3 separate regions of the Homo sapiens genome follow, and regions 1 and 2 are each linked to region 3. The links are chromatin loops, found by intact Hi-C in ENCODE. Cell type or tissue: dorsolateral prefrontal cortex. All regions are shown on one strand. Region 1 overlaps DPP6 (dipeptidyl peptidase like 6). Region 2 overlaps DPP6 (dipeptidyl peptidase like 6). Region 3 overlaps DPP6 (dipeptidyl peptidase like 6).

Evidence for each region. A loop is a pair of places that touch in the nucleus more often than their neighbours do. Peaks named below come from ENCODE experiments on the same cell type or tissue, not always from the same donor. Only the 100,000 strongest peaks of a DNase experiment are listed, where the experiment ranks them.
Region 1: a loop joins it to region 3, with 2.2 times the contacts of the local background. A loop is called at or near these places in 6 of 110 quality-filtered maps.
Region 2: a loop joins it to region 3, with 7 times the contacts of the local background. A loop is called at or near these places in 5 of 110 quality-filtered maps.

The regions. Positions count from the first base shown.
Region 1 is chr7:154,739,716-154,747,715 of GRCh38, forward strand. The region is part of intron 8 of DPP6 (dipeptidyl peptidase like 6); the gene reads left to right. Among named protein-coding and RNA genes, the nearest start is that of PAXIP1-AS2, 180 kb to the right of the region's middle. In dorsolateral prefrontal cortex, CTCF peaks have their summits at 4,702 (motif pointing left), 4,907 and 7,122; a DNase peak (open chromatin) is centred at 4,706; H3K27ac peaks cover 5,863 bases.
Region 2 is chr7:154,786,607-154,794,606 of GRCh38, forward strand. DPP6 (dipeptidyl peptidase like 6) reads left to right here. Exons shown (of 26, transcript NM_130797.4): 11 at 7,473-7,596. Among named protein-coding and RNA genes, the nearest start is that of PAXIP1-AS2, 140 kb to the right of the region's middle. In dorsolateral prefrontal cortex, CTCF peaks have their summits at 3,009 (motif pointing left), 3,211 and 7,771 (motif pointing left); DNase peaks (open chromatin) are centred at 3,015 and 5,195; H3K27ac peaks cover 5,038 bases.
Region 3 is chr7:154,637,634-154,645,633 of GRCh38, forward strand. It overlaps DPP6 (dipeptidyl peptidase like 6), which reads left to right. Exons shown (of 26, transcript NM_130797.4): 6 at 188-240. Among named protein-coding and RNA genes, the nearest start is that of PAXIP1-AS2, 290 kb to the right of the region's middle. In dorsolateral prefrontal cortex, a CTCF peak has its summit at 3,037 (motif pointing right); a DNase peak (open chromatin) is centred at 3,028.

The sequences.
Region 1 (8,000 bases), 100 kb after region 3:
CCTTGCAATAAGGCACCTTGCAATAAGCTCCCTTCCTTCTTGGCATCTCCTTGGAGCCTGTGAAGTGATGAATGCAGTTCCCAATGCACAGCCCTCAAACTGCATGGGAGAAACCCCAGTGTCCCAGAGGACAGTGGGGGCGGCTTCAGCGTGGCTGTGTGGCACTGAAACAGGTTAACCGCAAACCTCTAGTTCTCAGAACCAAAGCTGAATCCACATTTGAAAATCCAGTAGAAGCTTTGTTAATATTTTAGGAAGGCTATTGAGTATTTTAATTCAACATGAAGAGGTGATCTAGCTGGTCTTGTGAAAAATCAGTAATAAATCTAAAGGGAGAATGTTCTCTAAAGGTACAGGAAGAATTCTCATTGGTCTTGAGAAATGTCCTTACAATTAATGACCTACTCCTGAGAGATCGTGACAAATATCTTAGGATGTTCAGTGACTATATTTTTCTATCTTTCAAATTATGCATTTCATTGTGAGATTAGGACAAACACACTTTTACCTTTTTTTATAGCGCCCTAATGAAACTTATGTATTTGAGGTTGAGATATTTGACACCCTTGGGAACTCTAATTTCTTTTTTTTTTTTTTCCGTCTTCTTAAGTCACCTAAGGACATTAGACCATTTGCCCTATTATTGAGAGTTTTACTAAAATGCAAGCTGCAAATGCCAGAAGGAAGATAGGCAACAAGACAATATGTACTTAAAAGAGTTTCATTTGATACTCAGAAGCTGGAACTAGACTTAGCTCTTTTGCTCACTAAACCTGTATTCTAACCTTTTTGGGCCTCAGTGTCTTTTTCTTGTTCTGGAAGCATCACTAGGGTGGACCAGATAATGCTAAACTCCTTTCCGTCTCTAACCCTTTTCATGTTTAATTATCAGTGCCATAAGCACACAGCGTTGATGGTATGAAGTCTGTGTCCATGCCAGATAACTTCACAAGGAAATAGTTAACAATTCTCGGTTTTACTTAGTAAACATACGGGAGCAATGCTCCTCAGTTGCAATGGTGGGGGCTGGGCACGTGGGTATCTCGGCCTTTTTGTCCCCTTCCTCTCCCCTTTCGTCACCCCCACACACAGGACATTTGCGTACTGGGAGAACCTTTATTAGATGATTCTGATAAACCTTCTCCTTATCCCCACGTGAAACCTATCTGCCCTAAAGGAATCAGTCTTCTGTCTCCTTTACTCCCCATTTTTTTCTTTCTATAAAATTTGCATTATTGGCATAACTTTTCTCTTTACTATGGGTTATCTTTGGGAAGGTGTAAGGGAATGCAAAGATAGCTCACCTCCACGTCAGAGCTCCCTGCACTTGCAGGCGTGGAGAGGACATACCCTTCGTCACTCGTTCTGTGCGTTAGGACCAGAGTGGAAGAGGATGCGAGGAGTCAGATTTCAGGTCAGTTGCTCTTCCCCAGCCTTCAAGCAATGGCAGAGGCTGTCCTGGGAAGGTCATGCTCTTCTGTCTGGGTTATCTGAAGTGATCATTGCACCGAGTGGGAGACTGGACATGCAGACCTATCATCTGCAGCCATACAAGCTCATGATTCTGGGCACCCTGAGTCAAGTCCCAGAGCCCAGGCAACCTGGCAGAACCCAGGAAGGGTGAAGCCTCTGCATGCTGGCCACTCAGGCCTACGATTAGCCCCTCCCCAGCACATCCGTGCATTCAGCGCAAGGCCAAGCTCCATCCAGTCGATGGAAATGGGCACCTGAGCCTCAGAAACACCCAAAGAAGAGAGCACCTTTCAGCTCTTCATGGAAGAAAGCGAGCCAGCCAGCACCTTCTTCTTTTTGCAGGAATAAATATGTCTGGCACCTGGATTATTTTATTTAAAAGGCCAGCTGTGTGGACACCATGCCTATAAAGTATTGGGATTTTTAATGAATGTTAACCAAGGAAGAGCCCAGCTAGGATACTTCCTGTAGGTGTCACTTTGTGGAGGTCTTAGGTGCTATCCAACCCTAAGGACAAGGCAGCCAGGCCAGCTGAAGGATTTCAGATCAGCTCTTTCTCTGCTCACCACCCTCATTATTATCCACTTCTTTTATGGGTCCACTCAGATGCTCATGCTCACAGTCTTACCTCCCTTCTCTCCATCCAGAAAGGTGAAACCTCACCCACCGCCATGTGGCTCCCACATCCCAGTGTCCTGCATCTGTGTCTCCAGAAACATGGCAGAGATAGAAGAAATTTACATGTAGCAAAATTCATCTCTTCAAGAAGATATTCCAACACCTGACAGTGGCCCACACAGTCCTCATTTACTAGGGAATCCTATTTCGAGCCCCTTCTGGGCGCCCAGATTGGATGAGTCACTATGGATTGCAGTGCCCCACCCAACGGGGTACCTGAAAAAGAGGAAGAAAGGGAGGCAGGGAGGGAAGGAGATGAAGGAGGTCCAAGACAGGGACCCTTCCCTTGAGGAACTGATACACAGTCAGTCCGATGGAGGCCAAGACCACCTGCAGGAAGCAGCTCCTTCCTTCCATTATTCGAGTGGGATTCATGCATTTATTCTGCACCGAAGCCCTCTACCAGGTCCTCCAAGGGAGACAGAGATGCTTTAAGATCTGGACCTGCCTTCACAAAGTGTATATCCTGCAAGATGGTATTGAACCACATCCTAATTACATGGCACAAATCTTTCACACATTTAGACACTTTTGGCAGAATGGTATCTTCTGATTTAAAACTGCAGAAACATGAAAATTAGAAAACCAAACAACCATTAATGCATTAACTCAAGAGTTCATTCCTAAAATCCAAATTTCCTTCTCTGGAGATAGGACCAGATCATAGCTCCCAATCTTTTCTCCAGTTTTTGTTTTACGACATTTCGGATTTGAGATTCTGTAAGAAGTGACCTAATGTGAGCATTTCCTGATATGGAGGAGACGCAAAATAGCTCAGGGAAAAAGTTGATCATTAGAAAAATCTGTGGTTGTCCCACTGTCTCATCGTGCCACTGGGAGTTTCTGGCCTCCGCTGGCATCTCTGATGAATGTTCTATGCCAGGACAAAGAAGGCGGGCATGGGCCAGGCAGTCCCTCCAGTCAGGGAACGGTGGCCTCTCCCAGCTGCCTTGGTGTTTAGGAGGCCCTGTAAGGGTATTTGGGATCTCAAGAGCCTCTGGGACTTACGGGCAAAGGGCAGACCTTAAGAGCCAGTCCCTCCTCCCCCAAAATGTTTAGCAAGCCAGAAATTCCCCTTTACTGCTAAGTCAAAGGAAGATGTTCTTTGACTCTTCAGGGAGCATAACGTACCATCCTTTGATGGTCATACACATTAAAAGAAGATAAAGCCAGAAATAAAAGGGAAAGAAACAGTTATATGATTTTGGTGGGAATTTGCAGAAATACAGGCTGAAGCTGAAGTCTTCCATCAGGTGAGGTTTTTTCCATTGATCTCATCTCTCGGGCTCAGCTCTTTTATCTCCAGCGCATTTTGGATGTGGCTTCTCTTTCCACCTGCTGGGCCTTTAGATAGAGTACTTCCTTTTGTTTCAAGGTAGCATTTAACTGAGTCTGGAAAAACCATCATTAAGGGAAAATAAAGCTGAAAGATGAATTGAAAACTATGTAAAAGGGCCCTTTCAGGCTGCCGGAGAGATTGCCTTTCCAGCCTAATGAGCCTGTGCTGCCTCTGATTCAGATGGTGCAAGGACAGGAGAAAAGAATGGAGTTTTGTGCACTGCGATTTTCCAAAGCACATAATGCTTAGTCATTTGGGGTGTTAGGAAAGAGAGAAAGTCGGAGCGGAGTGTGTGGTGAAGTGAGAGAAAGAAAGAAGGCTGAATTTTCGTTAAGCTGCTCAAATGCCTGCTTTAACAAAAGTCTGCCAGGGCTAGAGGTGATTAGCCATCAGTGCTGCTGCTGTTTTTGCTGTCGTTTTTGCTGTTGCTGAAGTTTAAAGGTCCTGTGCCCCTTGGTATATACGCAGGGGATTGGTTCCAGGACCCCTGCATTACCAAAATTCAAACATACTCCAGTCCCAGTCAGCCCTGAGGACCCAGGTATATGAAGGGGTATATACGCAGGGGATTGGTTCCAGGACCCCTGAGTTACCAAAATTCAAACATACTCCAGTCCCAGTCAGCCCTGAGGACCCAGGTATATGAAAAGTCAGTCCTCCATATACAGGGATTTCACATCCCTCAAATACTGTACTTTCCATATGTATTTGGTTGAAAAAATCTGCACATAAGTCGACCCACGCAGTTCAAACCTATATTGTTCAAGGGTCTGCTGTCCCGTCCTTATGTGGGATGGTGACAAGCGGCCCTGTGTCCCATGGCGTGCAGCTGAGCGGCCTTGGTGCAGAGGTGGATTTGCAGCCAGTTGTCCACACATCCTGGATCCTCCCGGTGCGTCCTGTGTAATGGGTTAACTGGACCTGCCTAAGCCTGGGCCTCCCACCCCTCAAAAGCAGCTTCTCCAAGCTTTCCTACTTAAATTTCTCCAGCCACAGAGAGAAGCATTTATTGTCTCTCACCACACCCGCCCCCCAGTATAGAAGAAAGGAAGACTGGGGAATTGATCTCTCAGAGCACTTGGAGAAGCCACACGTCAGCAGCCAGTAAAGCTAGAATGAAAATCTGAGCGATCAAGGCAATGGAATAGAAAGTCAAAACCCAAACTTCATCTCTTCCCCACTAAAGGAACGGGAAGGGACACTGCCACCTGGCGGCCAGCCGAGGCATGTTCGGGGAGCCGATCCTCCTCCCTGGGCCCCCCACGGTGTTGATTTGTGGGAATTTGCAGATCTCTGATGATAATGAGGGGATTCGCAGTGTGTGATATGCAAATAACACAGCTCTGATTAGTGAAGGAGGCTGCGAGCCTTGCAAGGTAAAAGCTCCATTTGCCTTCTGGCTTGATGTTCGCTGATTTCTTTTTTAACCCCCCATTTAATTCTGCTCTCGGCACCTTGGATAAAATATTTAGTGGCAGGAAAAAGGCAACAGATGCAAGCAGGAATAAATAAGATTTTCTGTATTTAGAATGAGGCCACGTATTTCGGAGCACAGATCTATCAGGCATGTTATTTATGTCTTTTGCAATTTCCCGGGACCCAGATTTCTCAGGGTGCTTTGATTTTTCTCAAATATCTACAGCAGTAGGGGTCCAGGGAGCCCAGGGAGCACAGCCAGGCACTCACTCACAGTCAGAATCCAGGGGGCTGTGTTATTTAGGATGATCCGAAACGCGACCTTGCTGCCTGCATTCTGTTTTGATATGTATCTTGCCTCATTAAAAGATGACAATCTGCAATACTGATATTACTCAGGCAGATGGATTTCCCAAATGCTGGGCTATAGCCTGGGCTGCCAGACTGCATGAGGTTTAACATGGAAAATTAACTGCAGTCTTGTTCTCTGGTCTGCCAGGTCCAGCAGTGTAGTGGAAGGAGCAAAGGAGCAGGAATCAGGAGACTCACCAGGATCTGCCCTCTCCTGTCCTGTGATCCTGAGAAAATGGCTTGGTCTCCTCATCCTGGAGGTCTCCATAGTGGAGTGGGCTCAACATCACACCTGGAGTCAAGTCAAGGCTCCGCACGTCCCAGTGACCTAGAGCCAGTTGTCAACATCTCTGAGCCTCAAAATTCTCCTTTATAACAAATAATGTAAGCAGATCCACAGTCACTAGGAAGATTACAATAGAATTGCCAGAGTATCTAGCATTCAGTAAATATTTATTAACTAGATAGAAAAAAAATGTACCAGGCTTAGTAACACCCGGCCTTCCCATCTCATTAGAGGCTAGAATGCTCAATGGACACAGGGTGTGTCTTAGTCTGTTTTGTGTTGCCATAAAGGAATACCTGAAACTGGGCAATTTATAAAAAGAAGAGTTTATTTGCCTCAGGGTTCTATAGCCTGTGCAAGACACATGCACCAGCACCTGCTTAGCTTCTGGTGAGGCCTCAGGCTGCTTCTACTCATGGCAGAAGATGAAGTGGAGCTGGTTGTACAGAGATCACATAGTGAGAGAGAAAGCAACAGGGTGTTTAGGAGGTGCCAGGCTCTTTTATAACAGCCCGCCCTCACAGGAGTGAAATCAAGCGAGAACTCACTCACCCTTGGGGGAGGCCATTAACCTTTTCATGAAAAATCCACCCCCATGACCCACACACCTCCCACTAGACCCCACCTCCCATGACCCACACACCTCCCACTAGACCCCACCTCCAACATTGGGGATCAAATTTCAACACGAAGTTTGGAGGGGACAGGAAGCCAGGCCATAGCAGGGCATATAGCATTGGCATCAAAGCTAGGGTGTTGATTGGTTATGAATATTGTTGGTCCTGCCTCATTTATCAAGGAAAGAAGAAAAAAGAAGACTGTAGAAAGACTAAGTTCAGGGTATACATGAGTCTTCAAGAGAAGCCAGACAACATTCCAGGATTTCAGAAAGGGGACATGGCTGAGCTGGGTCTTCTCTTTGTGGGGAGACATGTCATTGGGCCTCTGAGTTCCAAAGACACAACCTGGAAAAAGCACAAAAAGACTGTCTACTTAGAAGATTTAGGATTTCCCGCATAGTCCCCAGGGCCTCCTCTGATCCTTTGACCAAGATATGAAAGCCCTGCCATATAAGAAGAGGGGAGCTCCATGCTGAGGTTAGGACACAGCACTGATATGATGCCGGCCTTCCTTGGTCTATTTGACACCTAATGAGGTGGGGACTTGTTGACAAAGTCCTTCCATCGTGAGGTCTGCACCCCTCACCCCCAGCTTGATTGTACCATTCTGTTTTGGAAATCCCCACCAGAAGTACCAGCAAATGCTTCTTAAGCTTCTAGAAATTTCTATCTGGGATTATTTTGTTCATAGAGCAATTCTGGCAGCCAGAGTTACTTCTGCATCTTTGCTTTGGACCACAATCACCCAAAAAGCATTAGGAGAAAAGAGATCACAGCAATGGTTCACTCAATTTTCAACTTCCCTATGCTGTTTAGATTTTGGCAAAAGAGTATTCACTGTGACTGCTGCTTTTCACTATAAAAAGAAGCTGAGATTTCCTGCCAACTATTTCACAAAAACAAACAGAAGATTCATTGAGAGAACCAAGGAAGCATCTGATCCTACAACACACGACCAAAATATACTGTCTGTATCTTGGAAATGAACTCCCTAAGAGGATAGAAAATAAGTCGTTCAAGCTCTTCTCTAACTCAAGTATAAGCACCCTATAACTGGAATTATGTCTTTTACCTCCTGCTTATTCCCAGGGCTGAGGGGACCATTCGTAGCTGATAATATCAGTTACAATCATGCAGGATCATCCAGGAATAAAAACATTGGAGGAAGGCAGCATGAAAGGGAAAGAAAATCCTGGTTTTCAGAAAATAACATGGAGACCTCATGAGCTCACTCTGAGTAATCACCCTTCAGCAGTAGCATCTCCCTATCCAGTCTGCTCCGTTTAAGGGAAGAGTTCATCTCACCACAGTGTTTCATTGAAGAGCTGGTTTTTAATTGGCCCTGTACCACTTAATTTATTTTCATTTGCATTCCAATGCTGTCTGCCTTGTACTGCTTTACTTCAAAGCTGGATCTAAAAAACATAGGCTCTTAGAAGGTTGCAAACCTGCAATTGTACAGAGGCTCTGAGAAGCGAAATGATTTGCCCAGTGAAATGGGGTAGTGTGGAAACTGAGAGAGCTCTGAAGTCTAACACCCCTGGCTTCACAATTCTACCTCCACCATTTACTGGTTGTATGAACTCAAGCAAATTGATTCACCTGTCAGACCTCAGTTTCCTCCTCTGTAAGATGGAACTAGCAGCATCGACCTTGTGGGGTCATTGTGCGAATCGCCATACTGTGTTAGTCTAGCATTGCTAGTCACTTACTAGGCACTCGCGAAGTGTAGCTGACTCCTAGTGTTGTTGCTCTTAGAAAACACCCATATGTTAGAAAAAAAAAATAGAACACTTTTTCTGCCTCTGAATAAGTGCCTAAGATCCTCTACCACTTC
Region 2 (8,000 bases), 150 kb after region 3:
TTTCCTGAGGCCTCTGCAGCCCTGCAGAACTGTGAGTCAATTAAATTTCTTTCCTTTATAAATTACCCAGTCTCAGGCAGTTCTTTACAGCAGTGTGAGAATAGACTTCTGATAATTGTTCCTCTGCAAATCACCTTTTTTCTTTCCAAAAGCTTTTTGAATTTTGAAATAATATATCTATGTGTGTGTTTTCTTTTCACTTATCACCGTTTCATCCATATACTTTCAATCGTTCCTCCTGTTTGAACTGCATTTCTGAGTCTCATACGATGCTTTACCTGGAGCTCTGAGTCCCCATGATTCTCTCTGAGGTTTCAGCTCTGCAAGTGTCCAGGTTGCTGTGCCCTCCAGCCTGACTCATCCCTCATGACCCTTCTATCTACTTTCTGTCTTCCAGAAACATGAAATCTCTCAGCCCTCCCCTGTTGTCTTTATTATTGTACATATATTTTATTTCTTTATTATCATTGCAATTAGGTTTCTGGAGGGAAAACAAACTAATGTGATAAATCTACTAACTTAAGTTGGAGACTTCCAGTGTTTTCTTAATAACCATCTTCTTGTTTAAAAAGTAACCTATGCAGTATGGAAAATAATAATCCCTTGTCATTGCACATCACACTACCCGTAGGTAACTACTGTGAGAAATTTGATAAATTATCCTTTGAGATTTCTTTTCTGGAAATGTATATTTGTTCTTCATTTATTTGGGTTTTTTTAAAAAAATGATTAAGCCATTTTCCCAACACCATCGATTGTGGAAGTCTTCCTTTCCCTACTGATTTGGAATGACATCTTTATTAAATGTAAAATTATCATACAAACCAGTGTGCATTAAAGGTGCCTGTCCACTACTGATGGTTGCCTCAGTCAGATGTCAGGTGGTTCCAGAAATACGCTTATTATTAGCAACTTTAAAAAATAAATCCCCTGTCCCTATGCTTCCTTTTTAAAACCACCTATCTATTTCTTCTTATATGCGAACTTCAGAATTATTTTATTTGACTCTCTACTGAAAAGAAATTCATTGGTTTGCTATTAAAATTAAATTCATTTCTTTAACCAATATTAAGTATTTACCATGTGTGAAGCCCTATGTAAGGTGCTAAAAAATGTACAAATGAATAAGGTGGGTATGGTCTCTGCCATTATGAAGGTTAAATATAATAAATTCAGTTCTTTCCAAACTGATCACCATTTTGAAAACTTTACCATGTCTTTTCTCTTATTCCAGAAACATAGGTGTTTCTATTCCTTTTTTCTAAATAATATCCTTCCATTTCATCATGTGTAATGCTGCTATGTTTTGTTTTTAGCCTTCTTTTTGCAATTTACTAAATGCTTATGATCCTACAAACTATTTGCCCAGTATTTCTTTATATTATTTTTATCACTTAATTTGAATTTATCATCAAATTGATAGTAGTTTAGAACTAGCTATGGATGAACTGATTTTAGAGATTACTTTTTTTTACATGTTGAGTTTTTAATTTTGAGCCATTAATTTTGAGTTGCCTTCATAAGTCAGTGTAGAATATATTCAAGTAAAAGATAAGGCCGGGCACAGTGGCTCACCCCTGTAATCCCAGCACTTTGGGAGGCTGAGGCTGGCGGATCAGTTGAAGTCAGGAGTTTGAGGCCAACTTGGCCAACAAGGCGAAACCCCCTCTCTACTAAAAATACAAAAATAAGCCGGGCGTGGTGGCGCACACCTGTAATCTCAGCTATTCGGGAGACTGAGGCAGGACAATCGCTTGAACCCAGGAAGTGGAGGTTGCAGTGAGCTGAGATCGTGCCACTGCACTCTAGCCTGGGTGACAGAGTGAGACTCTGCCTCAAAAAAAAAAAAAAAGTAGAAGATACACTTTAATACAAAAATATATTGGTTGTTAAAAAAACACATTGAAATATTAAACATTAAGTATTAGCAATAGACAGAAAGGAGGAGAAGCTTCAGATCAGCCTAAATTTTGATCCTTTGTCAAAACTTATTTCCTTATTACTAGATTATTGTGGAATTTCGGTTTTCCCATAACTCAAAGGTTCTAGCACAACATATTTAGATGTTTCATTATTTTCCCTGGAATGTGGGAAATCCCTTTTAGTCTTCACATTCGGGTCTTTTTTCCTACACAGAAGTTTCGTCCTCTTTGTCTTTGGTTATCGTGTCTGTAGCCACTCTGGTTTCTCTGTAGAAGCACTGCTCTTCCCAGCCGGTAGGAAGGCTCATCTTCTTCTTTACACCTCCATGTCACCTTCCTCTGCCTTGTGGGAGAACCTCCCACATTTTCCTCAATTTTCCTGACCCAAATTTTTCTAATTTTAGTTTTAGTTTCCTTGCAGCCCCCTCATCTCCCTTTTTGATCTTATCTTGGACTTTTAGAATTCTGTTCTCTTTATTTTTAGTGTGACTTCCCTTTCCTTTATTCTGCACCATTTGACCCTCACAGTTCCGCACCTCAGGAAGGAGAATGCCTCCCACACCTGATACCTGGCCACAGACAAAGGGTGAGAGTCACCTTTGACTCTGTGTTCTGACTTTTTAGGTGCTACTGAGCTCTTCTCCGGTGTAAATCTGGAAGACAGTCTAACCCATGTGCATCTGGCATGGATCGTCTGGGCTGAGTTGACATTTTTTTTTCTACCTTCTTAAGAATTTTTCTTTGACATTCTATGTAAATTAGTACACATGGAAAATTACAATCTTCCTTAACACCCATTTAGCAAAGGTTTGACTTTCCAAATCTGTGGCTGGTGTGAGCCCAGCATTTCTGAGGGAAGAATAGTACAGTGGGGAAGAGAAAAACCTTTTCCTTCTGCGTTCTCATGGCTGGGGCTGCCCTGTTCCCTACAGGGAAGAAACTGGGCAAGACCTTGTCTGGTTTCACCAGTGCCATCTGTGTTGCAGTTAGAGATTTTCAACATTCATTTCTAATGGCATTGTGACTTTTCATCATTTCTGTGTGTCTCTTTAGACATGATAACACAAAGTTAGTAAAGGTCTCCCTCTGCCGGCCAGGCACCACTGCTTGCTGGAGACCTCTGTCTGGAGAGTCCACACTCGATGTGGTGTATGGTGTGCTGTTTGTGAGCAAGTAAATGTTTTATTTTCCCTTCCAGCAGCAAAAGTGTGACTACAAACCTTATAGAGCAAAAGAATGTCCCTTTGTCCAAAGCGTCGCTGCCTCGCAAGGTGCCTACCTTGTCCCCAGAAAGCTGCTAGAACGCCTTCAAGATTGCCCTGTTGGTGGTGATGCTTCACCCTCGTACACCGACTTGATTTTTAGAAAATAACTAAAATGTATTTGGGGCCAGGCACAGTGGTTCATGCTTGTCATCCCAGCACTTTGGGAGGCCAAGGCAGGTGGATCACTTGAGGCCAGGAGTTCAAGACCAGCCTGGGTAACATGGTGAAACCCCGTCTCTACTAAAAATACAAAAATTAGCCGGGCATGGTAGCAGGCACCTGTAATCCCAGCTATTTGGTAGGCGGAGGCATGAGAATCACTTGAACCCAGGAGGCGGAGGTTGCAGTGAGCTGAGATCACACCACTGCACTCCAGCCTGGGCAACAGAGCGAGACTCCGTCTAAAAAACATAAAAAATCAAGTGTATTTGGCACCAGGTATAGTCACTGATGCAACTCATGGACTTAGGAAATGTTGACTAGAGATGAGATGTTGCTATGCGGGTCATGAGGCAACATCAAGCTCTCAGGGCAAGTCGGCACAAGGGGCCCAAAAGCTTTATGATAAATGGCAACAGGATTAGAAGAGGCAAAGAACTGCCCAAAATGTGAGAATCACGGCTTCCTTACATAGAGGTGGAGCCCTTATGGATGCATGTATGTAAAAAGAAATCTTATTATATAATCTTTATAAATTCCATTAATAGTGTTTATTGTTTTGGGTTTTTAAAAATATTTCACACTGTATTTCATCACCATAACATCTCTAAGGGTGCCACCAGGCTTTAAAAATTCATATTACACAAATGAAGAAACTGAGGGTTGAAGCACCGTATAGAATTAATTGTAGAACCAAGGCTTTCTCAGGCCTCTGAGGTGAGCCACATTCTGCCCCTCAACCCAGGGATGAGCCACGAGGCAGAGTGGGTCCACATTTAACTGTCCTAATTTTTAGTACAATTATATTTTTCCTCAGTGCAACAGCCTCATATTACAAACTAAGAGAAGGGAGGAAAGGAGGGAGGGAGGGAGGGAGAGGAAAGGAAGGAGGGAGGGAGGGGAGGGGAGGGAGGGAGGGAAAAAAGAGATGATCTAGCACTCACTTTATGTAACTGGTCATTTTACTTGGGGCTCTGTATTAGTCAGTTCTCACACTGCTAATAAACACATACTTGAGGCTGGGCACGGTGGTCCATGCCTGTAGTCCCAGCACTTTGGGAGGCCGAGGCTGGCAGATTACTTGAGGTCAGGAACTTGAGACCAGCCTGGCCAACATGGTGAAACCCCATCTCTACTAAAAACACAAAAATTAGCCAGGCATGGTGGCAGACATCTGTAATCCCAACTACTTGGGAGGCTGAGGCATGAGAATCGCTTGAACCTGGGAGGTACAGGTTGCAGTGAGCCAAGATATTGTGCCACTGCACTCCAGCCTGGGGAATAGAGTGAGACTCTGTCTCAAAAAAATAAAAATAAAAATAAATAAATAAAATAAAGACCTACCTGAGACTGGGTAATTTAGAAAGAGAGAGGTTTCATAGACTCAGTTCTACATGGCTGGGGAGGCCTCACAATCATGGTGGAAGACGAAAGAAGGGCAAAGGGGTGTCTTACCTGGTGGCAGGCAAGAGAGCGTGTGCAGGGAGACTGCCATTTATAAAACCATCAGATCTCGTGAGAACTTATTCCCTACCATGGGAACAGCATGGGGGAAACCACCCGCATGATTCAATTGTCTACACCTGGCCCCGCCCTTGACATGTGGGGATTATTACAATTCAAGGTGAGATTTGCCGGGGGGACATGGCCAAACCATATCAGGCTCTGAGTAAAGAAACAGTGTGGTGGCTACTTCTAGAAAATAACAAACCACACCAGAGTAACACATCCTTGCCTCCTTCTAAAGCCATGAAGCAGGCTTGTCCCTGTGTGTCCACGTTTTGTGGCCAAGAGCTTTAAGCAGGAACAGTACTGTGACTCCGCGGGCCATGTCACTGCTGTTGATGCTGCACACCCCAGCCCCCTGGTTCCATCCAGTGGCACTCAGCCTAGTGACATTTCCAGCACGATTTGTTCTGGAGGCATCAAGAGAAAGTTTGCATCCATCTCATTTTCATTTATAACATTTCACTTCCAAATTAAGAAATAGAAAAACTAAGAATAGTGTGTAGTCATATTTGGCCTAGATGAAGATTATTTGTACAAAAGAACACTATAAAAAGCAGAAAGAAGCATAGGATGAATGAATGTTTCCAACAATTGAGAACAAAAGCAGCATTCTTCCTAATTAGCATGAAGGACATAGAGGGAAAAAATAGTCATTCCGGGAGACCTTACATTTTCTTTCTTGATTGCATGCAGACGAAATGTGTTTGCTGAGAGAGTAAGTGCAGGGTACCCTGTGGCTTCGCCACTGCCCCCATTGTGGACATGGAATCTTGCAACCACAGGCCCCATGTGGCTCTCACACACGTCCCATGGTAGGGAATAAGTTCTCATGAGATCTGATGGTTTTATAAATGGCAGTTTCCCTGCACACGCTTCAGCGTCCTCCAGTGTGGACTCAAAGACCAGTTACAACATCATTAAAAAATAAAAGTGTTCTATGTAAAGCAAGGGCTAGGCAGAGACGTTGAATTATATTTAAGGACAAAAGTGACATATATTTTTTTCTTATGATTGTAAATAATGACCAAATCCCATCATTATAAATGCCTGTCCCTGCCTTTGGGCCATGAAACAGCAAAGCAGGACCTTTGTAGAATGTTGCTGGCAGGATGTGCCACCTGTCAGTGCCAGGGCCAGGATGGAGAGCAGGGGGGAGGGCATGGTCCCTGTGGACATGCAAGCCAGGTTCTGGGGCAGGCCAGGCTCTAGGACGGGCCAGTATGGGGAGCAGATGGTGGGAAGAAAAGCAACCATGTTTCAGACATCACAGAAATGGAGCAGGTTGAAAGGCACGAGAGCTGGATTACAGCTGAGCGCCCCTCCTGTGTTCACGGGTTATGTACCTCCTCACCACCCCAGTCCTCAGGAACTCCCCATGACCACAGTGGGCAGCTGCAGACCTCCCCTCCTGGCCATGCGCCAGCAGCCGCCTGTCTTAGGCCCTCACCTGCTTGCCGCTGTTCCTTCTGTTTGCCACATGGTCCTGATTTAGGTCAAGTTATTAAGAACCTTGATTAACAAGTTTTAATTGTGGGAAATGGGGGAGATGTGGCACTGGAATCTCCTGGTTAACTGAGGCTCCAGCCAAGGCATCTGGCTATAGTCGTTTCTGTTAAAATAATTATTAAGTGTAGTGAGGTCGCTCTCTGGCTCGCCAGGAATTGTCTAGTGAATGTACTGCTGTCTTTAGTGATAAAAGATCTTGTAAGACCACAAAGTAATCATTCTGAACAGTAGATCTCATTATAGATAGAGAAGGGGTGAATGATTGAACGCGCATTAGCTGGCTTCTAGAACATTCTGGGATTCACCTGGGGATGGTCTTTTTGGGGCATTAATTTTCTCAACACTTTCTTCTTCCTCTTAAATGTAAAATTGTATTTTTTTAATCTGGTTTTTGGAGGGCTCTGGGTGACTGGATGAATTCCCAGAAGCCCCGGTACCCCTCGGGCTAAGTAGAGAGCCGCACAGAGCCTGTGGTAGTTTCAGGTTTGGGCAGAATCAGGCGCATGACCCTTAAGATATCAAACCAAGTTCGCCTGAAGCCCAGAGCCATGAACCAATTTCCCTAATTAGCTAGAGAGTGTCCCTGGGTATTTTATCTTTAAGGAGGAGGAATTAGAGAATGGAGCCTTCAACAGCCCAGGCTGGGATGCTTCTCACCCTGTGTCGCTCTCTGGGGCCTCCCGCCAGCCCTTTTCCGGTTCTTTCTCTGTCCCGCCTCCCCGGACCCCTCGCTGCCCGGTCAGGTGGTTAGTTGTGCGTTTGCCTGGTACTGCGGTGTGAAAGTCAAGGCATCAGCTGGAGAGACGAGACCTCAAAACCCACGGAGCAGCCCCCACACCCCTCACCCCCAGGGCAGCCACACGCAGTGACATGCAACTCCCAGTGTCTTTGGGTTTATTTAGCAAGAGGTAATGACTGGGCGGCCCCTCAGAGTCCCGCGCCAGTGCAGATTCTTTATAAGCCAGATTTCAGAAGCTCGCAGGCTGGCTGTGTCACCACTGGCTCCGGCCCCCGGCTCCCGTGTCGTGTCCAGGGCTGGGGTCGGCGGTCCCCTGGCTTCTGTCGTGCGGGGGTCCTGCCAAGCTGCTCATGCTGTGTTTGGCGTTTCCAGGGAGTACTACATCACCATGGTGAAGTGGGCCACCAGCACCAAGGTCGCCGTGACCTGGCTGAACCGGGCGCAGAACGTGTCCATCCTCACCCTCTGCGACGCCACCACGGGGGTCTGCACGAAGGTACGCGGGGCTGTGGGGGTGGAGGGGAGACGGGTGAAGAACCGATGGTCAGACGCGCCCGAGGTGGCGCCAGAGTCGTCTCAGCCCTCGGGCCTGGGACTTGGGGACCGGCCGCCCAGCTGCTGCGGGGAGCCCGCGGCGCAGAGTCCCGGCTCCGGCGTGGCTGCCACCTCGTGGCTGGTGCAGGCGCTGCCGCAGACCCGACCGAACCCATCCGTGAATTGCCAGAGGCGCCCCGTGCCTGGCACCTGGACGCCGTCCGCAGTTCACTGAGTGTTGCTTCCCTTTATCCGCGCTCACCGCTGTGACCTAAGTGAGCGTCCTCCTCGTTGCAGCTGATGCTCAGAGAGGAGGGGCCCTGCCTTTCCCCAGACCCCGCCGACAGCCTCCCCCAGCGGGCTCCA
Region 3 (8,000 bases):
TGCTGAAAATAAAATAAACAGGATATGCAAATTGACTTCCTAAGTAAATAAAAGACTTTGTCTCCAGGTGTTGGGATTAGCTGCTTTTGGTTCACTGATGTTTGTTAGGATTCACAGTGATTTGAAAAATATCATCGTAACAGCCTTTGTCTCAATGCCTACCTTTTTTCCTTTTTGTCTGTTGCAGATATATCAACACTCGTATACTGGATATTACGTCCTGAGCAAAATTCCTCATGGGTAAGAGTGTTCTTTTCTTTCTTTTAATTAGAAATATGCAGGGCAAAGTGAAGGGTAGAACATGGACGAGCTGTTTAACCCTTAGGGCGGGAAATGGCGTTCCAGTTCTCACAGCCAAGGGTGCTGGTATCGTGGCACCTCTGGGACTCTCCCTAGATAATGACACTAAGGATGTCAGGGGGTCACTTGAGTCCACTCACTTCCCCATTTGTGAAGCCCCCTTCCTAGAGCAACTCTGCCCTCTTCCTGTGCTGGTTCCTGCAGTTGACCCTGGAGGTTCTTCAGAGCCGGACATTCCCCTCTGCTTTGTAATCACCTGCAGCCTCCTCTCAGGCAAGGTGAGGTGGCCCTTGGCCTCCCACGAGGGTTCCTGGTTATACCCACACTAGCAGAATAGAAGCCTCTCTCAGCCCACCACATGTCATCAGAGACAAATCTGGAACATATCTATGGGATTACGGTAAACTACTCTGGTCAGACATTCAGCAGTGCATTGGGAATGGGTTGGGCAAGTGGTATTAGTGCTGCTCTACCCATCACTCCGAGGGGGTTTCAGCGGCGTGTTGTTCTTGTTTTATTGTCCTTTCTGAGCTTGGCTGTGCTCCCAGGGCCGGGTTTCAGTGCCTGCTTTTGACTGGGCCCCCCGGCTTCATTCTTTCATGACCTCACATTGCACTGCTAACCTCATCTGGTCTCTCAATAATGTATTGTCCAGAGCAGGAGCGAGTTTAGTTTTCAGTGCTGGGCAGGCGTCCCCCACACGACCCTCAGATGCCTGATCAGCTTCACCTTTGGAACCCAGAGCAGAAAAGACATTGGTTAGGGTTTGGTGAAACCACATGTTGAGTCAGACACAGATGAAAAATGGTTGCAGAACTAGGAAAGTCTGTCGAGGAGAATTTTTTGTTGTTTTATCTTCATTATTTCTTCGTCTCCTCTTCCCTCCTCCTTCCCTCCCCTATTCTCATTCCCTTCTCCTGGCCTTCCTGTTCCCCACCTCATGTTTCTCTTTCCTGTCTTCTGTGGTTTCTACTGTCATGCTTTGCAAAGGTGAGGTGCTCAGGAAAGGTTGATAAAGAAACTGAATTGTGCTGCAGATAGTGTCATGTAGGCTCCTGTGAATATCTAGGTTGAGGCATCCTCATTTCCCAAGCAAATTTTAACAGCAGGAGTGGCTAGAAAGCATTTTTCCATAGGTGAGCATTAATCACAGCATGAGCGTTTATAGCTGCTGCTCTCTGTTTTCTACTCAGCTTAGAATACAGGCAAGTCCTTGGAAAACAAACTCGAATAAACTAATTTAATGTGGGCTTTAGACAAAGGGAAGACGCATGTGGATCTTCAGCAAATTGTGACCAATAGTTTCTGTTAGATTATTAGAAAAGTGAAGCCCAAAGAAAGCAAAGATGGCCCAAGTTGCAAAAATAAAGTATTCATACAAATTTTTCATTAAAAGTATGTTTTAAATAGAAACCCAAATATTCTTCAGTAAAGAGGAATTATCCCATTCTTTCCCAAGCAGATATATATCTTCAGAGGTCATGGCAGGCAGGACTATAATTATGCCTTGAGATTTATCTGCCCCTTCTGGGAACAATAGAATTTGTTGTAGATGATAGATATTTCGTTCCATCTTATATCAATTTGTAAAACTCGAAACTCTAAAAGCAGTTGATGCCTAACGTATTGTGTTAATATTTTACTGCATCAGTCAGCATTTGGAGGAAACAGATTCTAGGAACTTGGCACAGGAGTTTGCTGAACAAGCTAGCAAAGCTCAGGCCATGATAGTCTGTGTTGAAGGCTCGGCTTCTGCACTTAGATACCTGGAGCCTGGTGATGATCTGCCTTATAGATGACCCCAACACGGAGGGAGCTGCTTCTGGTGTCTTTAATGGAATCAGAGCAAGAATAATGCCCCTGGTTTATTGGTTAGCTTTCATATACCTTTATCCCTGTTCAACAACCTGCAAGAAAAGCATCCTTATTTCCATTTTAAGTGAGAGCTCCAAGAGGTCATCACCTTCCCCTCACCTCCTAGCTACTGTATGCTTGAGTCTCAGCGTAAGTCAGGCTGACTCGAAATCCCATGCTAGTAAAAAAACTCGTGGCTCACACCTGTAATCCCAACACTCCGGGAGGCCAAGGTGGGCAGATCACTTGAGGTCAGGAGTTTGAGACCAGCCTAGCCAACATGGTGAAACCCCATCTCTACTAAAAATACAAAAATTAGCCAGGCATGGTGGTGCACACCTCTAGTCCCAGCTACTCAGGAGGCTGAGGCAGGAGAATCGCTTGAACCTGGGAGGCTAGAGGTTGCAGTGAGCTGAGATTGCACCACTGCACTCCAGCCTAGGTGACAGAGTGAGACTCTGTCAAACAAAAACAAAAACAACAATTGGGATTAATTCAAAGGTCACAATGCAGAGAACAAACGTGATAGCTATAAAGATGAGATTTTTTAGTGACATACTACTTTCTCTTCCTAGGGTTCTTATAGGATTGAAAGATGTAGCAAGTACATTTATTGGAAAACAACCTCTGGGGGTGCCAAAGTCAGTGTCCCACCCTGTCACCATGTCACTGAACACAGCGCCCCTGAAGCGGCGTTGCTCAACCTGCTCAATTCTTCCTCTTTGTCATAAGGCCATTGATGAGAAATTAGCCAATTAATTCATTGCAAATATTGTCAGAGTCTTATTTGTCTTAATGAGACAGTGGATCTCTGAGCGGTATCTCCGTAGGCCTGGAGCTTCGTGACCCCTTGGTCATCACTGTCACCGGTGTGCGTGCTCCACCAGGTGGCAGAAAAAGAACACAGCCCGGAGCTCTAAGTCTGAGGATCTAGGTGGGTTTTGGATAGGGAGGAAAGCACAATTGTCTTTTAAAAATAAAAATGTCCCTACTAAAATATTTGAATATACATTATTCATGTAGAAGAAAACTAAGAGATTTTCTTAATTTAGAAAACACATATCTGTACCTTTTTCACTAATTCTCATCTTTCCTTTCCTCGCTCCTCCCTCTAAATTAAAGCCAGAGGCCGTGCAATCTTCAGGATGGTTTTGTCATTTATAGCTTGATTTTTTTTTCTTAGCTTCAGTCTTTGCAACCAGCCAGAGAAAATGGTCTAATTAATGTTCTCATGCCCTCTGATTTCTGTTGTCCTTCCTTTTGGCAAATGGCAAAAGAGTTTCAGGACGGACTACCCCTTTCCCATCCCCCTCTCACTCCCCAGTCCCCGCTGTTAGCTTCCTTCCTCCGATGGCTGTGACCTCTATAGCTGGGGCCAGGTAGAGTTCTTTCTGTGTGGAAGGTGGGAGTTGCAATGAGACTCCCAAGACAGCTGAATTTTGATATAATCAAAAATCTATTACCTAAGGGTAGGTTTGTTTGACTTTGACATACCAAGCTTCCAAAAATTGTATTCTTAAATTGTATCCTAAAAGGACATATGCCTTTTACAACAAATCTATATTTTAGCGGAACTAAAGCTAGTTATTTTTAACATAAAGCATTTCACTAGAAGTTTTTATATCAGAATTTTAATAAAATAAGGAATCTTCCATGGTGGAGTCAAGGATCTGTTAGGTGTTTCCATATAAGTATTTTTGTAGACTTGGCTACTGCATGACATTTTCCTGGCATGACTTCTTTTTCTAGAATTAGTTTTGTCTTTATATTTTTTAGGGTCTAAAGCCAAAGGCAAAATTATCTATATTTATGTCTATTATCTATCTACCTAGCTTTCTATCTATCTATACACACACATATACATAATACACACTTTTAATAATAGTAATAATATATTTCTAAAATGTAGTCTCATATCCAATAGGATTGTTCTGAAAGACATATGGACTTTTTTCTATAACCGAAATCAATTTGAAGAAAAATTGGTCCTATCACTTTATTATGTAATGTTGGCAATTAGGGGTCTGGCAAACTCAGAACTGTAATAGAATAGAAACTGCTGGGTGTTCAAAGGCATTTTTTTACGTGACTGGCCATGTTCTGTGGATATTGTTGCTCTAACTTTGCTTACCTACTCGTAATTTTCAGGCACCAAACAAAACTGTGAAAAAATTGTGTTCCTTTAGAATTGTAGTTGACTTTTTAAAGCCATATTCTGTATCTGTGGAAATAGGAAACTGAGACATCACTTCCTTCTACCTGGAACTGCTCTCTAAGTTTATAGACTGAGATCCAGAGGAGCATTCTGTTTATTTGGGAAGTAGATATCTAGGTCGAGAATGTACAGTGCCCAGTGCCAGCCTAATAGCATCATGCCAGGCAGTGACTTAGACCCTGCAGCCACATAGACCTGAACTTGAACCCATCGTGCTGCTGACTTCTGGTTGTGTGACCTTGAGAGTTGTTCTACTTCCATAGGTCTTAGGATCCATATAAGAAGATCATAATAATAGTGCCCACTTTGGCCTGGCATGGTGGCTCATGCCTGTAATCCCAGCACTTTGGGAGGCCGAAGCAGGTGGATCACCTGAGGTCAGGAGTTTGAGACCAGCCTGGCCTGTTGCAAAACCCCATCTCTACTAAAAATACAAAATTAGCTGGGCATGGTGGCGGGTACCTGTAATCCCAGCTACTCAGGAGGCTGAGGCAGGAGAATCGTTTGAACCCAAGAGGCGGAGGTTGCAGTGAGCTGAGATTGTACCATTGCACTCCAGCCTGGGAGACAAAGCAAGACTCCATCTCAAAAAACAAAACAAAACAAAAAAATTAGTGCCCACCTCATAGGCTTGTTAGAAGAATTAAATGGAATGGCTGGGTGTGGTGGCTCACGCCTGTAATCCCAGCACTGTGGGAGGCTGATGTGGGTGGATCACTTGAGTTCGAGACCAGCCTGGCCAACATGGTGAAACCCCATGTCTACTAAAAATACAAAACTTGGCCGGGCTTAGTGAGGCTGAGGCACAAGAATCACTTAAACCTGGGAGTCGGAGGTTGCAGTGAGCTGAGATTGTGCCACTGCACTCCAGCCTGGGTGGGAGAGCGAGACTCCATCTCAAAAAAAGAATTAAGTGGAATGATATATGCAAAACACCCAGCAAAGAATTTTGCATCTAGTGAGTGATTAGTTAATATTGTAGTATGTACCCAATATATATTTGTAGTCTTATAATTAAATATTATCAGACTTTAGTTTCTAGCCATCTTGAAAATCTTTTCTGTTACAAATGAAGGAATAATATAATCCTAAAATCATACAATTCTCTTTAATAATTTTTCTAAGCTGAGGCTTGTTTCATGACACTCAGGTAATTATAATGTCTTTGTAATTTTAATTTCCCTCTTAAAAGAAGTATCTATGGCCTCAACTGTCTACAATTCTCAATACTCAATAATTTTTTTTATATCATCTCATTCTGACCTTCTGCAATTAACTTTCCAGCATTCTTGTTTTGCCTCCAATGGAAGCAGAAAAGATACTGTGTCAGCAAATACTTATTGAAATACTGTCTGGAGCAATGAAAGCATGGTTGCTATCCTTAAGAAATTAAAAATCTTGTTGCAAAGGAAAGATACAGACTTATATAATAAAATGTTATAAAGTCTGTTAAGTGAGTAATTTCTTTTTTTTTTTTTTTTTTTGAGACAGAGTCTCACTCTGTTGCCCAGGCTGAAGTGCAGTGATACGATCTCAGCTCACTGCAACCTCCGCCCCCCAGGTTCAAGCAATTCTCCTGCCTCAGCCTCCTGAGTAGCTGGGACTACAGGCACCCACCACCACTCCTGGCTAATTTTTTGTATTTTTAGTAGAGACGGGGTTTCACCGTGTTAGCTAGGATGGTCTCGATCTCCTGACCTCGTGATCTGCCCACCTCGGCCTCCCGAAGTGCTGGGATTACAGGCGTGAAGTGAGGATTTTTAACACTACCCACCAAAGAAGGAGGGGAGGGTTGAAGGTGTCACCATCATAAACAGTCTCAAGAAGGAAGTTTGACTTGAAGTGAGCCTGATAGCTGAGTTTTTGTTTGTTTGTTTCTTTACTTTTTAATAGATGACAGGAGGGAGATACTCCAGGCAGGGTAAAACATGAAATGAACTTGACCTTTGCATGAGCCAACACTTCCTAGAATTAATGAGGTGCCCTGCCAGGCTGCTGCTGGAGTGTTCACGTGGGACTCAGCATGGGTAGGCATAGGGTTAGGTAGGCTTTAGGAGGTACCTAGAGTGCAGACAACTGAAATACTCAGTGTTTAAAACCCAGTAGTATTGGTCTTTACAATAAGAACATAGCAACCTTTTGGAGCAGAAGAGGAATGTGATGAAAACAGTAGGCGCAGATTAGTTTTGTGCTTATGTATAGCATACACTGAAGAAAAAGGAAGATCAAAATTCTGGATTCAATTAGCAGCCAGGTTGGAATGGTGGGTCGGGAGCTCAGCCAATGTAGAAACCACACTAATTGTGATTATGAGTAGCTGGTGTTCTCTTGGAAAATGAAGACAGATTTCAAGTGTTTATATTCCATGTCCCTCTAATTAAATCTGTGGCAGCCTGGGCTCCTTGTGAGTTGAGCCTGGTGCCATCCTGAGAGGTCTCTCTACCATGAGTGGTCTGTAGGTAGTGAGTTCAGGAGGGCAGCGATGAGAATTCTCAGCACCCATGTTGGTTAGTGCATTCCTTTCCAGCCCTTTCTTCCTGTGTGTGAGTCTCCAGGGCCTGGCTGCTGCACACACGGAGATAGGCTTTGGCTGTGCAGAGCAAGCTACCTTCACAGCTGCCGGAAGTTACAGAACTAGGATTGTGTGTGTAAACTGGGGAAGCACCAGTGTGAAGCAAAAATGCAGAAGAAATCTTAAAATGGCTTTTTTTTTTTTTTTTTTTAAGATACAGAGTCTGGCTCTGTCACCAGGTTGAAGTGCAGTGGCGCGATCTCGGCTCACTTCACCCTCCACCTCCCAGGTTCAAGCAATTCTTCTACCGCAGCCTCCTGAGTAGGTGTGACTGCAGGTGCACACCGCCATGCCTGGCTAATTTCTTTTGCATTTTAGTAGATACGACGTTTCACTGTCTTGCTCAGGGTAGTCTCGAACTCCTGAGCTCAGGCAATCCACCCGCCTTGGCCTCCCAATAAAATGGCATTTTATGTGTCTGTACCATGGCATTGAAGAGGGGAGAATTCCACTGTTACTTGCTTTTTTTGTTTTGTTTATTTGTTGGTTTTTTTTTTTTTTTTTTTGAGAGGAAGTATTGCTCTGTCGCCCAGGCTGGAGTGCAGTGGTGTGATCTCTGCTCACTGCAAGCTCCGCCTCCCAGGTTCACACCATTCTTCTGCCTCAGCCTCCGGAGTAGTAGCTGGGACTACAGGCGCCCACCACCACGCCCGGCTAATTTTTTGTATTTTTAGTAGAGACGGGGTTTCACCGTGTTAGCCAGGATGGTCTCGATCTCCTGACCTCGTGACCCGCCCGCCTCGGCCTCCCAAAGTGCTGGGATTACAGGCGTGAGCCACTGCGCCCGGCCTGTTACTTGGTTTTATGGATTTTCAGAACTGTGAACAACTCATACATCTGCCTGTAAGACTTGGTCTCAGCCATTTCTCCCTCCCCTTCTCCCTTCCCCTCCTGTCCTCCTTCTATCCCTCCCTCCTGCTGAAATCCAGACTTCTAGTAACCATCACCAAAAAATGTGGACTTTAGAGTCAAGGAGATCTGGGCGTAAATCCCCAGTCTTCGTTTCTACTTGTGTAGTCATGAAACAGTTCCTTTGCTCCTCTGGGCACACTTACTCCA